Regions from separate parts of the Mus musculus genome. Here region 2 is linked to region 1. A link is a loop called in an ENCODE intact Hi-C map of the cell type or tissue named here. Cell type or tissue: left cerebral cortex. All regions are shown on one strand.

Evidence for each region. Hi-C counts contacts between places; a loop is a spot of excess contacts. Peaks named below come from ENCODE experiments on the same cell type or tissue, not always from the same donor. Only the 100,000 strongest peaks of a DNase experiment are listed, where the experiment ranks them.
Region 2: a loop joins it to region 1, with 9 times the contacts of the local background. A loop is called at or near these places in 5 of 42 quality-filtered maps.

What each region holds. Positions count from the first base shown.
Region 1 is chr3:81,922,061-81,930,060 of GRCm38, reverse strand. LOC102640985 (a long non-coding RNA gene) reads left to right here and starts at 5,427. Exons shown (of 3, transcript XR_375741.2): 1 at 5,427-5,724. In left cerebral cortex, CTCF peaks have their summits at 4,908 (motif pointing right) and 6,983; DNase peaks (open chromatin) are centred at 4,057, 4,923, 5,648, 6,825 and 1 more place; H3K4me3 peaks cover 1,153 bases; H3K27ac peaks cover 2,010 bases.
Region 2 is chr3:80,064,152-80,072,151 of GRCm38, reverse strand. No RefSeq gene overlaps it. Among named protein-coding and RNA genes, the nearest start is that of Gm36569, 180 kb to the right of the region's middle. In left cerebral cortex, no CTCF peak of the experiment used is centred here; no DNase peak of the experiment used is centred here.

The sequences.
Region 1 (8,000 bases):
TAGACATATGGAGTTTAAAAATAATAAGTGACTGAGATAAATACCAAGCAGAGATCATGTAGCTCTTCAGAGGCCATGTAAGAATGTAATTAGGATTATATGCTATAGAGTAATTATACAATTATTTTAGGGGCCTTGAGAAGGCTTTTATCTGGGAGTGAGTGTACACATAGAGGAGAGTGGCAGGAACTACTAATATTTGTTGCTGTGTGGATGGAGGTGGTGGTGTAAGGTTTGCTTAAGGATATAGCCACTGGAAGATGGACTCAATGGATACTCTAATAACCATGAGTTTATGGCATGCACAAATTGAACTCCTTGGATTTTGAAATTTAAAATCAACCATAAAAGAGGGGACAGTCAAGTAGAGATGGGATGAGAGTGGGTCTTCAACGAGTGGGAGATGAATATGATAAAATACATGATATATATGACAATATCAAGTAAATAATGTAAATATTAAATGCATAAAATACAGAGAGTGGCATTGCATAGGAGGAGGTAATTTCATCAAATGTATAAATAATGTTTGGAAGTTATTTCAACCTTGATTTAGTTATCTATACTATATATAAAAATTATCTCCAAACATGGGAATTTACAATATTAAATCCTGTGTACTCATTTGTGCCAGACACAGACAGGGCTGTGATGGCTCAGGGTCTCAGACACTGATGAAATGTGAAGTTACCAGAAGTTCATAGGACTTCCTTCTGATCTGTAAGCATGACTTCTCAGTTGTGCTATCAGTTGTGCTAACAGCTGATTTCCTCTGGAGTGTGTCAGTGCGGATGTAGAGCACAGGCAAGGGAAGGAGAAAGGGACCAGAGCAGAGGTGTTAAGTCCATCCTGGGCACATCAGCTCTTCTGTCTATCAGGGAATAAGTCTAGAACAACACTGTAGCTGGGAGACCACAGACTTAGGTAAAGTGTTAAGTGAGCCACCATCAGCTGCCATTTTAGAGGCCAATTACACTGCCTCTGTTTTTGTTTTATGTTTGCCATGAGTGTGTGTGTTTACATAATGGCATTAATCATTATATACTCATAATTGTCATCTCCTTGATGCTTCCTCAACCTTTATGGTATTCAAATCCTCATTTGCTGTGTTTTCACTTTTTTTTTTGAATCTTCTAAGTTTTTTTCAGTTATTAATCATTCTACCTTAATCATAAATGACTTCTCTGGGAAGTTGTGTTGTCTGTTTTTGCCATTACTTAAAAAGTATAGGTATTTAACCAAAAAACAAACAAACAAACAAAAAACAAACAAAAAACCCAAACCAAACCAAACCAAACAAACAAACAAACAAACAAACAAAAGTCGCATGCCTTTAATTCCAGCACTTGGGATGCAGAGGCAGAGGTAGGCTGATTTCTGAGTTCGAGGCCAGCTTGGTCTACAAAGTGAGTTCCAGGACAGCCAGGGCTACACAGAGAAACCCTGTCTCTAAAAACCAAAAAAAAAAAAAAAAAAAGTATAGGTATTTATAATTTGTGAACCACTGAGCCTTATAAACATTTCAGAAATTCTAACTTTTCTTATAAGAAAAGGATAAGACTTTTTCACATTAGATATCTCATAGCAAGGTCCTACTGTAGTTAGCATCACCATTTCCACTTGAAGATGAGAAAATGGAAGCAGTGAGACCATCGGCTACATGCTCAAGGTTGTGTGTTTAGTCACACACGTCTAAGACTGGAATCTGTGGACTCGACACTAACCCTTCTCATATCACCAATCAGCTCCTCATTGTCCCTTGGGACATAACTTATCATAAAGTCCACACCTTCTTAAGGCATACAGCATACTTGATTATTAATAGCAATAATGAATTGCGTGACATACTATGGACATCATGATAAAATAAGACAAAACTAACTCAACGAAACTAAAGATGGTGGGATAGTTTGAGTCTCAGACTGATTCAGGGTGGATCTGGGGGTTTTCACACCTCTACAGAGTGACGCGAGATTTGCATGTTTTTGCATCACTTAGAGACACAGCTGACATTTGAGAATGCATGTGAATAAATAAATTCTCCACACATTGATTTGTTTTCTTAATGTTTAATTTGTCAACCTACGTTATGAGGAGAGCATCATTCCTTAAGGGAATTAATTACTGAGAACCTTATGAAAGATTTCATTTTTATCTTTTTTTTTCCTGATAACTTATTGCTTTTTTCAGACCCCGTTTCATGTTTTAGCCTAATGCTGCCTCAGAATTCACTATATAGTCTAAACTGGATTCAAACTCATGATCTTTTGTACTCATCACTTAGAGTGTTGAGACTGCATGCTAACCCAACACAGAAGGTAAAATTTGCATCTGTATTTTTGTTTTGTGTCAGGTATCTTGGTTTCTTTTCTAACAGCTTTGAGAAAAGGACCTAAAAAAGGGAAAAGCAGCTTAAAAGAGAAGGGGTTCAGATTGGCTCACAGCTCAAGGGTTCAGTCAATAATGATGGGTTGGGGCGGTGTCAGGAAGGAAGAAGCTTGAGTGAGTTGGTGACATCACGTCTACCTAGGAACAGAGAGCAATGATGGATGCTGCTCTCCTGTTCCTCTTCTCCATGTTTACAGTCCAGCATCTCAGTCAAGAGATACTAGAGAGCAGGCCTTCCCAGATCCATAGCATCACACCGTGACTGACTCCCCCCGGCCCCCCAACCCCACACACTGTTAAATCTTTGCTGTTATTGGTGTTAATTGGAGTTCCACAGTCACTGCCGTTGTTTTTCATATCTTACACTGATAGCATTCCAGATGGATGGTATAAAGTCGGAACAGGAAAGCATGTCATGTGAGTTCCTATGGAAGTAACATTCTCATTTCCTTGCTGATCAGAAGGGAGGAAAATGCAGTCAGAAATGGGCAGAAGTCGCCAACCTTCTAAAGTGGCTCTGTGCCACTTGGGCACAGCAAATGGCAGCGAGAGAAGTTGCTGGGAACACAGACCAGGAGAACATGGGATTCCTGCAGCCAACCTCTAACAAAGAGGGAGAGTGGAGTTAATGAGAAGCCATGATGCATACTTCCCTCTCCACCCAGTTAGTGAAACAAAATGCCCCCGAGCCGAGAAACACCTGAAACCATGAGCAGTTTCTATGGTAACCTCGGTCTGTTTTTATTCCGAAGGCATTTGAGCAAATGTGCAGAGATGAAAGCTTTCGGCCTGCTGTGTGTGTATATGGGGTGGAGTTGGTGTTTTAAAGGCATGATCGTAGTGTTGTTATCTACTACAGAAATGTCAACAACTCTCTTCCTCTCTCTCAATTTAAAATAGCAAGCAAGCATAATTTTTGTTGTCTACAGAAATACTTCTGGTATTTTTTTTTTATCTCATGGTTGTCACTTACATTAATGCTATATGGTGATTTAGTAGGTATGTGTCTCCCACACGTTAAACAGACCCTGCAAGTATCATGCTTTTGATCTCCACTACCTGTGCAAATATCATATTACTCAGAAGGAGAGATGTGAATAAATATAGGCTTCCTCAGGGAAGAAATATATGGACAGGGAAGAGACAGTCTAAGGTGGAACTTTTCACAGTCCTATAATGTAAAATCTGTCTGTCTATAACACAAGGGAATATGATTCCTGATTTTATCTTTTTTTAAGTATAGCAATTCCTCCCTAATCCGTTCCTTCTTGAATATTTGCATTGACCCAGAGAATATTGAAAGGTTTTGATCATTATTCACTTTTATAGTCACAAATAAATGGGCAGAAGATTTGGTCATTTAGAATAGAAAAAGCAAGCAAGCAAGCAAGCAAGCAAGCAAGCAAGCAAGAATAGGAATGAAGGAACTGTTATTTGGTCCTGGAGTATGGGAAGGGAGAATAATATATGAAGGTACCTATGTGCCTTGCTGAGAAGGTCTGATGGTAGGTACCAACACATGGAGTTACAGTGAGGAAGAGAAAGTTGTTATTCTGGGTCTGAAAGAGGAATTGAAACGATCAATTTAGGTTGAAGAGCTTCATGAAGCACACAGCCTCTGACTAGGGGCTTTCTGAATCCTTCCTGCAGCTGTGGTATTTGCTTGTCAGATGATGGATGCACTTCCTTCAGATGCGTCTCAGGCAGCTGCAGGGCTCAGAGCCGCAGAGCCTCCCCCGAGTCTTAGTTTATCTGATTCTTGGTTTCACCCACTTAGTTTCTCTAAGACATCGTGCTTGTAAAACCACTACTGATATTTTTTACAATCACAGCCACTGCTCGCCTGTTTCATGAAGTGATCACAGAGTAACTTCCGATTGATAACTTTACCCTTCTGTGAATTGATAAGAAGAGTGCCATTTATTGGAGGCCTAAGACCATTGATCTCTATCAAGTTCTCATTACCTTAAATCATCAATATTGGTCACAATTTGATAAATGGATAAAAAAATCAACTCCCTTTGCACTTTAATTTCAGGGTGGCTATTGTGTTAGTAGAGTTTCCACATAATATCCAGCCAGAGTTTTAAACATTTTATGCCCATTTCCTCAGAAATGTCTCCTAGAAACAAAGGAATATGAAAAAAAAAATAGAATGTTTCAAAATTAAGGTGTTGGAAGATAATACAGTGTTGAAATATTTTAAGTTATGGAATCAGACAATATGTATCACGGCCTCTCAGAACACTGTGAAACTGTTAATTTTACCACCTGAATATTACAGATTTGAAAAAAAATTGTGGCATGTATATTTATATTACCTAATGGGTTGATTTTAAATACCATTAGTGTATTCATATTATTTTTGATATGTGATAATTCATATCTTTATTGTTTGTCAAAGTATTAGAATTTGGGGGATATATGTTCCTAATTAATTTTGTTATTGAGGATAACAAACTGAACTGGCAGACAAAACTGGCCAAAAAAATTTACTGATTTGTGTGCATCCTCATATCTGACCACATGAGGGCAGCATAGTATCTCTTAAGACAGTACATTGGCGCCAAGGATAGAATCTGGTATAAATGGCATGTAAAAAAATCATGAATATAAGGTTAAAGCTAGAGAACTCTATAATGGTCTTTTTATTCAAATTTTCACTTTCCAGCTGAAGGAATTGAGGTCCAAGGAGACAAATTAACAAGTCCCCTCACACAATTGATGTCTTTGAAGGTAGACAGGAGAACGAATTGACATTAAAACAGGTAATAATAATTACATTAAGCAAGCACCTAGATATTTTAAGAGACTTCTTATTATACTGTAATATTATGTGTGGAAACATTTCGGATGAAATTGAATATTTCTAATAAGGATTTAGCCTCAGAAATGTTCCTTTCTGCAGAACTAGACAAATAAAATGATAGAATTAACATTTCCAAAAAAGACTTTTAGGATAAACTTGAAGGCAGAAACGTGAAGCGTGTAATTCTGAGGGTATTCATTAGTACTTTCTTCACAATCTTGCACTCGTGAGTTCTTCTCACACTCCATCATTGTCTCCGAGAAAGAACCGGCAACCTCGGGAACAGGGCACGGAGGTGCTGCCTCGACATTTCTCATTTTTATGTCTTCACACCCACACCTTGTTATATAACATACAAATACATGTTCATTTCGTGAGAATTGTTACGTAACACACAAATACACACAAACCCAGTGAGACTCGTGAAAGGCCTGCTCTCCGCCATCTCCACCATCATGGCTGACAGACAAGCGGAGGGTGGGGATGCTCGGTCTGCCTCAGAAACTCCCCCTCTCCAAACTTCTCAGGTAAGTTAAAAATTGACTGGAAAATGCAGGTAAACAGAAAAGTCTTCCTATACAGCTGAGTTCTCCCCGCCCCTCTGCCTCCTGCAGGTCTTTACCTGTCTTCCCAGGTTCTTTTTCTTCCCTACTGCTATTATGGTTGCTCACCGTAGCTTCGTTCCAACAACCTTCGTAAAATGGACCCTGTGATAGGTGGTGTTATGCATCAACCTGCCAAGTCAGGGAGGGTGACGCTGTTTGATTAAACATGATGCTAAATGGTTTTGTAAGGATGTTCTTGGACAAAGTGTTTTCAGGGACAGAGCTGGTAAAGACACTTGCTGTCCATAGCTGTAGGGGGACGGGAGCTGGCATCAGTCAGTGGTCAGTCTGGAGAAAAGACTGGTCTCTCTGGGCATCAGATTTCTCTGCACGTGGTTGCCGTTAACACTAGATACTGGCTGTTTCCTGTGCCCAGACACGAGTGGACGCATTTGCTTTGCCAAGATGCATGCTTTCAGGTTTTTGGACCAGAATTTCCCATCACCTTTCCTGGGTCACAGAACTTCGGAACTGGGGCTAGTCTTGATCTTCAAGCTTCCTGCTTCCCGACTTTACCCTGCAGATCCCAGGACATGCCACCCTCCCTAACAGAGTGGAACAATCTCTTTAACAAGTGTCTCTCTTTGTATATATGTTGTCGGTTGTCTTTGTCTGAAGTTTTCTGGTAATGGAAATTGATATTGTCTTTAATGCATTTTCAGTTAAAAGCGGAGAGCCATTTGACAGTGACTTGTTAGCTGATACTCTATGTGAGTCCAGTGCATAACGTGTTAAATAAGAATCTTGATCTCATGTTGACAATGACCTGTGAGTCCCAAGGAATCTTACTGTATTGGGCTCTTAGCAGGCATTTAACAGGTATGTGCTGGATGGATGGACACACAGGTTCTATCCTTTCTATTGTGAAGGAATTTTCACTTCTATCAGAGCACCAGACCTTTTCCTTCCCTCCGTATATGAGAATATTAAAATTATTAGTTGACTGCAAAGAAAGTGCTTAGCATTTTGTTGCTAGGATACTACTTGGTTCAGCTACCAAGCTGTGCATCTTATAATTTCCTCTGAAAGGACCATGTGAGCCTAGGAAGCTTTGAGTGGATGTGTAAAGAGCCAATGAAGTCCTTGCCAGGGTGAATGTGTTTTGTCTGACATGGGCTTGGCAATGACTCATGAGAAACTGATAAAGCCTTCCCCCTAAGGGTCAAGCTCAGGAATGGCAACGCCTTACTCTGCTCTGTGTGCAAATATTAGCAAAACGTGCACAAACAAGCAACCACAGCTCCCCCCTGGTTGTCTACAGCCTGACACGGCTCATTCAGACACCTCATACTTAGCCTACTAACTCCGCCCCACTGTGCTGTGTGTAATAAAGGAGCTGAGGTGCTGCCGGGTTTCTGAAGAGTTGATGCCACTTCCTGCAATGTGCACACTCCACTTGACCTCAGGTTTTCTGCCTCCATATCTGTCATTTCCTTCCCATCTCACCTGTCTTCTTTCCTTCACTCAGCCCCTTAGGATGTCAAGGCATCAAACCACAATGGATGTGGAGGGGAACAGCAGATTCCAAATGTGTTCAGCCTACTGTGAGGATCCTTAATATACATTCTAGTTTTTAGTTGATGTGTTAACTCATGCTTTGTTTGTTTGTTTGTTTAATTGACTCTGCTGACATATATACGTACTTTGAAAATCTAGCTTTCAACATGGTGCTACCCATACAAAGGAAACCCACAAGAATGACTTAGTTTCCAAGTTTGTGTGATGAGCAGAGAGGCAGTATTTTTTATTCTTCTAAGGGAAACCGGCTACTGTGGGTAGTCTGCACATATTGTTCCTGGACACCATGATTATCCTTGTCAGAACTTTTCATTGGCCCGACCCCTGCCCACTGCAATGAGTCTCGTGGGTACCACGTTCTCCTTTGCTTACTTGGCATCCACATCTGGCCTTTCCCTTCCTGTGACAGCTGAAGGACATATACTCATTCGCAAAGGAGATTTGCTCTTTCACAACACAATATTGCTGGCTCATTTTACTCTTTGGATTCTCTTTCTTACTCTCTCAAGCAACACACATACTAGGAGCTATTTTCTTCATAAAAAATTTACAGCAAAACTACAATTCTCTTTTGAATTTGCTTGGCTCACTTCTCTGTGTCCCTACCATATAGCATCAGGGAATTTATTATGGCAAACCTTGTTGGCATTGTTGTGTGTTTTGTTGCATGTTCCAAGCTT
Region 2 (8,000 bases), 1.9 Mb after region 1:
GTGACATAAGGCTGGTTTTCATCAGGCCCTCTGACAAGAGGGCATTTGGGTTGAATGACAGAGGATCTGTGAGGAAGTCAGGATGACCCAGACCCAAGAAACTATCTCCCCAAATCCCAGGAGCAAGAATGATCTTGGCAGGATTAAAGAGAAAATGTTTCCCAGTGTGGCTGGCCATAGAAGTCACAGAACATGAAGGACCAAGGCAAAGGAAGGGGTTCTCTTCTATGTGCAGTGAGGGAGGGTTTAAAATAAGAATAAAAACAGTCCACAGATCTGATTCCTGCACTCAGGGCAGAAAAGGCAAGAGAATAGCCATAAACTTGATGTTAGCCCTGTCTATGTACTATGTTCCAGGCCATTCAGGGATACCAAATGAGAATATGATAAATATATAAGCTATACCTAAAACATAATATAACAATATAGTATGATAATGGTATAAATATATCATAAAATAACAGTAATTCAACCAATAGCTATCCTGACTTATGTTCTCAAAAATACCACTTGGTTAAATAGAAAAGAATCAAGTTTATGTGGAAATAGAGACGAAGTACTGTTCTTTAAATATACTTATGCCCTCAGGTCTTCATATTGAAGTATCACCCAGAGGCATTCACAGGCTGGAAATACAATTCAGCAGTGTCATATTAAAGGACCTTTGGGATGTGGCCAAAATTAGATAAGGTCCTTTAGGTGAAAACTCTATAAATAAATCATTGTCGCTTCAAAAGAAGCAGAAGGCATACCAGACAAATCTGTAGACATCCATATTCCATGTCTCCTACCATGTGGTGCTCAGTTCCACCTGCAGAGTCTCCCAGCAAGAAAACATCATCCCATGGGACTTCTTGACCTTGCACCTACAGTATTGTAAAGCAACCTGACTCTGGCTTTTCATTATAGCAATGAAAGCAATCAATGTAGTACAATAGCTGTTACAGGCTACAAATGAGAAATTATTGTGACTTAAAATACTGGTAGCAGTGGAGAGGAAAAGGATTTATTTAAGCTTGCATGGACTTCACATTGATGGATTGGATACATGGACGGGAGAAAAAATAACAGAGACTAAGTTCAAGAGCTTAGATTTAGGAGACTGTGGGGAGGTGGCGCCTTGGGATGGGCAGAATGATGGATGAGGCCAATCTGGCTGGAGGATGAGAGGGGAGCACTCACCTTTGACTGCGTGATGGATTATCTGGACCTGCTCCATGATTAACTCAGGCTGCCCTTGGACATCAGGACAAGTCTGTGCAGCCATAAACCCATGGCCACTTAGCAAACGCAGTGCCAGAGTCCAGCATTGCCATGGTTTGGATGAGGACACAAAGAACCTGCTGCTGCTACTTCTGTCCTTCAGGGGCCTGCTAATGGCCACTCTGGTCGTGGTCTGTTGCTCCAGCTCACTTTGTCCCTGCACTTCAAACCAACACCTCTTTTTTGAGTGGGAAACTCATAAAAGCTTCCCCAATCCTGACTATTACACCATTCTGAAAAATCCTTGTTTTAAGTCCTTGATCAGTCAGAATCTATAGAGAAAACCTATTTTAGGACACAATGATCACAAAAGACAGCCCCTCCCCCCACAGCTTACCCCTCTGCTTCAATCAGCTATCCTCAGTGGTGAAGTGACCATATGATTATCAGCTGCTATTTATCAGAAATTACAGGAAAAAGCCTTTATTAAGATCACAGGCCTCCATGACATCCCCTGTTTCTAAATAAAAGTCCTTTCTTCCTCCTCTTCCTCTTCCTACATCTTTTCCCTTTCCCCTTCTCCCTCTCCTTTTCTTCTCTATAATCCAATAGTAAAAGAATTATTTCAGGGCATTCATGATACAGGATATTGGAAAGGAATTCATTTACTTTCCACCTATATGAAATCACAAACAACTGACTGTTCTCCACCTCCCTTCACACTCATACAAAACCACCAGCTCCCAAGAGTGGAGATCAGGTCAGCTGAACTACATCACAGGGCCACAGGGCCACAGGGCCACAGGGCCACAGGACCACAGGGACACAGGGACACAGGGACACAGGGACACAGGGACACAGGGACACAGAGCCACAGGGCCACAGGGCCACAGGGCCACAGAGCCAGGTGTGCCAGCTCCTAAGTGAGGGTTGCATTAGTTGCTTTGCTCATTGCTGGAACCAAATACCTGATAAAAGGCCATTTCTGGAAGAAAAAAATAAAAGATCTCTTTTGGCTTCCTGCTTGAGAGGGTGGTACCCATCATGCTGGGGATGGAATGGCAGTAGGAGGGCCTCGAAGCTTAGGTGGGAACTTGCAGATAACATCTGGGTAGACTGCAAGTCATAGAAAGGGCAAATGCTGGTGCTGGTGCTTGCCAGCTCTTCTCCCTCTCTAGCTTTGATTCCATCCAAGTCTATGAGAGGATGTCTTAGTTACTCTTCTACTGTTGGGAAGAGACACCATGGCCAAGGTAATTTCTAAAGGAAAGCATTTAATTGGGAGCTCACAGCTTCAGATGGTGAGAAAATGGCCATCGCAATGGGAGCGTGGCAGCAGGCAGGGAGCTGTAGCTGAGAACTTACATCCTGGTTCACAGGCATGAGACAGAGAGAGAGCTAAGAGGGAGCTAAGTGAGCTCTTGAACTCTCAGAGCCACCCCTACCCCCAGTAACACACCTCCTCCAACAAGGACACACTCCCAAAGTAACACACCTTCCAAGAGCAGTTCTACCATCCAGAGACCAATGATTGAAGTATATGAGCCTATAGGAACTTTGTTGGTTAGTTTTGTGTCAACTTGACACAAGCTATTGTTGTCTGAGAGAACGGAACTTCAGTTTGAGAAAATGTTTCTCTATAAGATCGTGCTGTAGGCAGGGCTCTAGGACTATTTTTCATTAGGGATGTGGGAGGGCTTAACATATTGTGGATGTCCTGGTCATCCAGGGTTCTATAAGAAAGTAGATTATGCAAGCCTCTGTGATGGCTGTACCAGCTCCTGCCTCCAGGTTTCTCTCTGGCCTGTCCCTGCTCCCACTGCTTCTATGATGAACTGGATGGTGATGGTGGAGCTATGGGGGAAATAAATCCTTTCCTCCCCAGTTTGTTTGTTTGTTTGTTTGTTTGTTTGTTTGTTTTGTCTTGGTTTTGGTCATGGTGTTTCATGACAGCAGTTATAATCCTAACTAAGACAGGGACTATTCTCATTCAAACTGCTGCAGGTGGCATCACATTACGGTGGGCATTTCCTCTAATAGCCCTTTCTGGAAACACTGCCAGAGGTGGTTCTGCTCAGTATGTCCAAATCCAGTCAAATGACAATAAAGACTGACAGCCCGGTGTTGATGAGGTAAGAGCTTCCACACATCCCTGCCCTTCATTCTTTGCCAGCCCAGTGCCAAGCGCAAAGTAATCAGAAACAGCAAGGCTGAAGGTAGACTGAAGATAGCAATGGGCATAAGTCCAGTTATGGCCTTTTCCTCAACTTGCAACAGACAGTAGATGGTCAAATGGGAGAGTTTTATCTTAGAATTAAGTCTAACATTTATTATTCTGAGCATATTAGTTGTTCACTCCATTAATGAAAATAGCTGGATAGGTTTGGGAGTTGCCCTAATTTTCATGCAGTGCAAACTAAAATTGGCCCCACTGCATAAATAAAAAGAATGACAAAATTAAAATTGCCCATGGTATCAAGCCATGTCTGGTTGGTGCAACACAGCAGCATATCTTTTTCACCTCTGATAATACTCAGCCTGGGTTCAGTGAGTCTTCCTGTCCCCTTCACTACATTTCTAGCTTCTTGATATTAGGAAGTCCTCCTCTGAGATCTATTTCACTGAGAAAGTAAAGTAGTCAGAAGAGAATTTCCGTGTACTCCACCTAAGAATGGCTCATCTGACTTTCTTTCCCAGGTTGGACTCTGTCTACTTCCCACCTTGGTTTCCTCTATAATGCCCATTCTCATGTAGCCATTTCCCCTCCCCCACCCCACTCCATCATCCTGCTGCCTCCGAGGAAAGACTATAAAATAGTGACCTCAGGTGCCAGTGCAAGGTCAAGTGTGTGTGGTAAATACTCCAAGAATAAGACACTCCCTGTACCTGTTCTCTTCCCTCACAAAGCAGAATTACACAGACAGCACTTCCTAGCAACATCTCTCACACATATCAGATTCTTAATAAATGAAATTTGACTTGTATGCTTCCAGTCATTTCATCTAAAGATTAGATCTAGCTCAGAAGACATAGCTCAGTTAATGAAGTACCTGCCCAGCATACAGGAAGCCCTGAGTTCTATCCCCAGCACCGCATAAAAACAGTGTAGGAGTGAACACCATTAATCACAGCAAGTGGAAACACAAAATAAGGATCTCTAGGACAGCTACAGCCACATAGCAAATTCAAGGTCAACTTGGGCTACTTGAAACTGGCTCAAACAGTGAGAAACTATATCTACATTTTGTACTTTTTTTTTCATGATGTGAGCAGTCCTAATCTAAAGAGAACTTCAACTTTCATTGTATGGGTTTATATCTCTCAGAGGGTAGCAACATTTGTGAAGGCATTAGACATCTTTTAAAAATAAATTACATAGCATAAACAATAAATTACAGAGAATTATGAAGTATATTCATATTTAGCTCTTATATTTGGGCATCTATGTTAGCCTGAGTATGCCGGGAGACTGGAAATTACTGTCATTCATCACAACAGTGATAAACAGAAGAACTTCTGCTATAACTTCTGCATCTCTCTGAGGATTCCTGTAGAGTGAATTTCAAGGTCCCGTAGCTGCTGCATGGATCTATAGCAGCCAACATGGTGAAGATGTGGAGAGAGAGGGGCATGGTTGACCTAACACTCAACTTAAAATTTTAAAACAGAGTAACTAAAAAATAGCAAGCTATGTGTTCACAATGCTATTTCATTTTTAAAGATTTATTTATTTTTATTTATGTTTATGGCTGTCTTTCATGCATATATGTCCGTGTAACATGCACATACCTGGTGCCCACATAGGTCATAAGAGGTATCAGATCCTCTGTAACTGGAGTTATAGATGGTTCTTAGCCACGGTGTGGACACTAGGCATGGAACCCAGGTATTCTGGAAGAGCAGCCAGTACTTAATCACTGAACCTTTGCCCAAGAATACTGTGCATTTATCGCTCTGAAGAACATAATTCTCTGAACATTCATATCCTTCATAGGACTCTTTTCAATAGGTCCTTCTGTCTGTTACTGTATCAGTAGGTTTAAATATGTAAATGGATGCTCATGAATTAGTGAGTCACCTCTCCATTTTTTTTAAGATGTTGAAAGATGCTTTCTGAAGCAAGCATGTATTACAGAAGATTGGAAATAAAGTGTGCTTGCACTAATAGATTGGACAGACTATTGGAAATGTGGAGGGAAAGCTAATCTTTCAACCCTTCCCTAACCACCCCACTGACACGCTCATTAATAAGTCGGGGAAGAACCTTCTGCTTAGCTGCAGGAGAAAAATGACTCTGGTTGCCAAGCAGAGGGCGTTCATTCATTCCTTTGCCTAAATTAATACCCCGAAGTTCAGTGGCTAATGTGCTTTAATGATGCCAGAGCATTTTCATACACATCTTATTTATTCCCCACTACCATCTAATTTGCATGGGTAGTTATCTTGCATTAGCAAAATAAGTCATCTCTTAAAACTGTAAGAGACCATGCAAAGTCACACAATAGATAAATTAATCATTATTGCACAATTATGTGTATGTATATGTATGTGTATGTGTATGTGTATGTGTATATGTATATGTGTGTATACATATACATATATATTTTTAATGATAGAATCTCCCTCATGTCCCCCTCTGTCTCTCTGTCTCCCTATGTCTCTGTCTCTTTCTTTCTCTCGCTTTCCTATTAAAACCTTACTTTTCCTAAGTCACTTCAATTTAGTGTTTCAATACAGAAAATATGGTGGGAAATGATGGATGACCATTGTCCTAAATGCCAACAACTCATAAATATGTGGAATTATTTTCAAGTACAAAAATATTACAATGTTTAAACCAACAGTGAATATGCAGTTTAAAATAAGTCAATATAAAGTATGAATCTAAGAATTTTTTTATAAATAGCATAAAGCAAGTAGGACTACTATGATGAGAAACATGAAAGAACATGCTGTAAGAACTCAAAATTGACAGCAGTGGTGTAGCCTCCCTGTGTATGTAAAATCTGACCTTTGAATCCTTAAGAGACTAAGGAACTCTTCCTAGAATGAGAGCAGCATTCACACCCTACATTCAAAAAGCTTTCTCTGAAGGAACTTTGCCTTCCATAAAGCAAAGAGTTTGATTCATTTGCAATAGTGTGCTGAAAAGCCTAGTGAGGAAGACCCTATCTCCAACCTCAAGACTCTAAAAGCTGGTGCAAGAGGACCATGGTTCAAGGTCAGCCTGGGCTACAGAGGGAAATCCTATCCCCCATTTAACAGAAAATGGCAATAATACAAACACGATCAGCTCCTGATGGTGGGTCACTGAGAATCTGGCATGCAGGCTGATCAGCTTGGGTTTGCTAGCTTGCTTGCATGCTTGCTTGTGTTTGTGCTGCTGAGAATTAAACTCAGAAATAGACTGTAGGCAAATGCTCGACCGCAGAACTATACCAGCAGCCTTTAATGTCTCAGTAAACTCGTGGACTAGTCCTGCTTTTGATAAGGGATATGAAGAAAATTCCACTAAGCAGCTCTGTGAGCCCTGCACAAACATGCTCCATCATATTATTACTGCTGCTCCATTTCTTTGACCTTTAACCACCAGCCAGACAATTCCCTGGTTCTTCATCCACAGTGAATACCTGACATAGAATTGAGGCCCAATCTTTTGTTTCCTATAAAATCGAGGTAAGGCTTGCCTACACACACATTCTCAGAAACCAGAGCTCAATTTCCAAACTCTGGCTAGCCAGTGGAATTTCATGTTGAGTCTTGCCTCTTTCAAAATGGATACACAGACTTTTTTGTCTCCCAAAGAAGAATCTAGAGAACCCTCAGTATAAGTCCTGGGCATAGTCGGTGTGGGAATAATATGCCGGGATCATGGCTTTCAGGGAACTTTAGAAACCAGCAGAGAAATGTGAAAAAGAGCTACAGATGTTACATTGAAAGAAATAGGGCATAAAACTGACACAAATCATCTCTATTCAACTGCATGACTGCAAAGGGAGTCCTCGTAGTAGCTGAAAAGCATGAGTAAGGTTAAATGAATGTGAAGAATAGGTTATTCTAAGAATGAGAAGACATATGCTTTCCATAGACGATGAGTTAAGCCATTTGTATGAGAGATGCATTCACAGAGAAGCAGGATAAGAGGTTAGACTGAAATCTGAGTGAATGGTAAATGAGCCATGAATTTCTTCTCTTGGAAATATCTGGAAGTTTTGTCGGGAAAGTGATCTAATTCGAATTACATTCTAGAGTGTCTCTATGTGTGGCAATTAACAGGTCATGTTAGTTGAGTGAATGAACCAAAGAGAAGGAAACTGGTTATTCAGATCCTACTTTGACCATTCCAGCATCCAATGGTTAAAGTGTGACCCAAGGCTTTAATAGAAATGGGGGGAAAGAGGAGGAAGTAATTTTTTCTGAGTTGTATGGATTGGCGTTTTGCTTCTTACAATTCCATAAATATCTAACACATAAACTTTAAGTGCTTATAGTTTTAAAAGGAAAGTCAAATAAAGGAATGAAAAACTGAGAAGCAGAGAAGTATTGGAAGATGTGGAGCATAAAATAAAGGTCAAAGGGAGAGAGAAGATGGCACCTGTAAGCAGAACAGAGTAAAGAAGTAGAGTGATCCCCACAAACTAGAGCATCGTGTGGTTTACACCACAGACATGGGAAACAGCCAGCGTCAGACTGAACTTTCTGTGAGAAGCATGCCAATGTTTCCATTCCCTCAGATACTAGACTGATCTTGTCTACACTCAGCAGATGAGTGTGGTACATTCTCTTTCCAGGCCTAG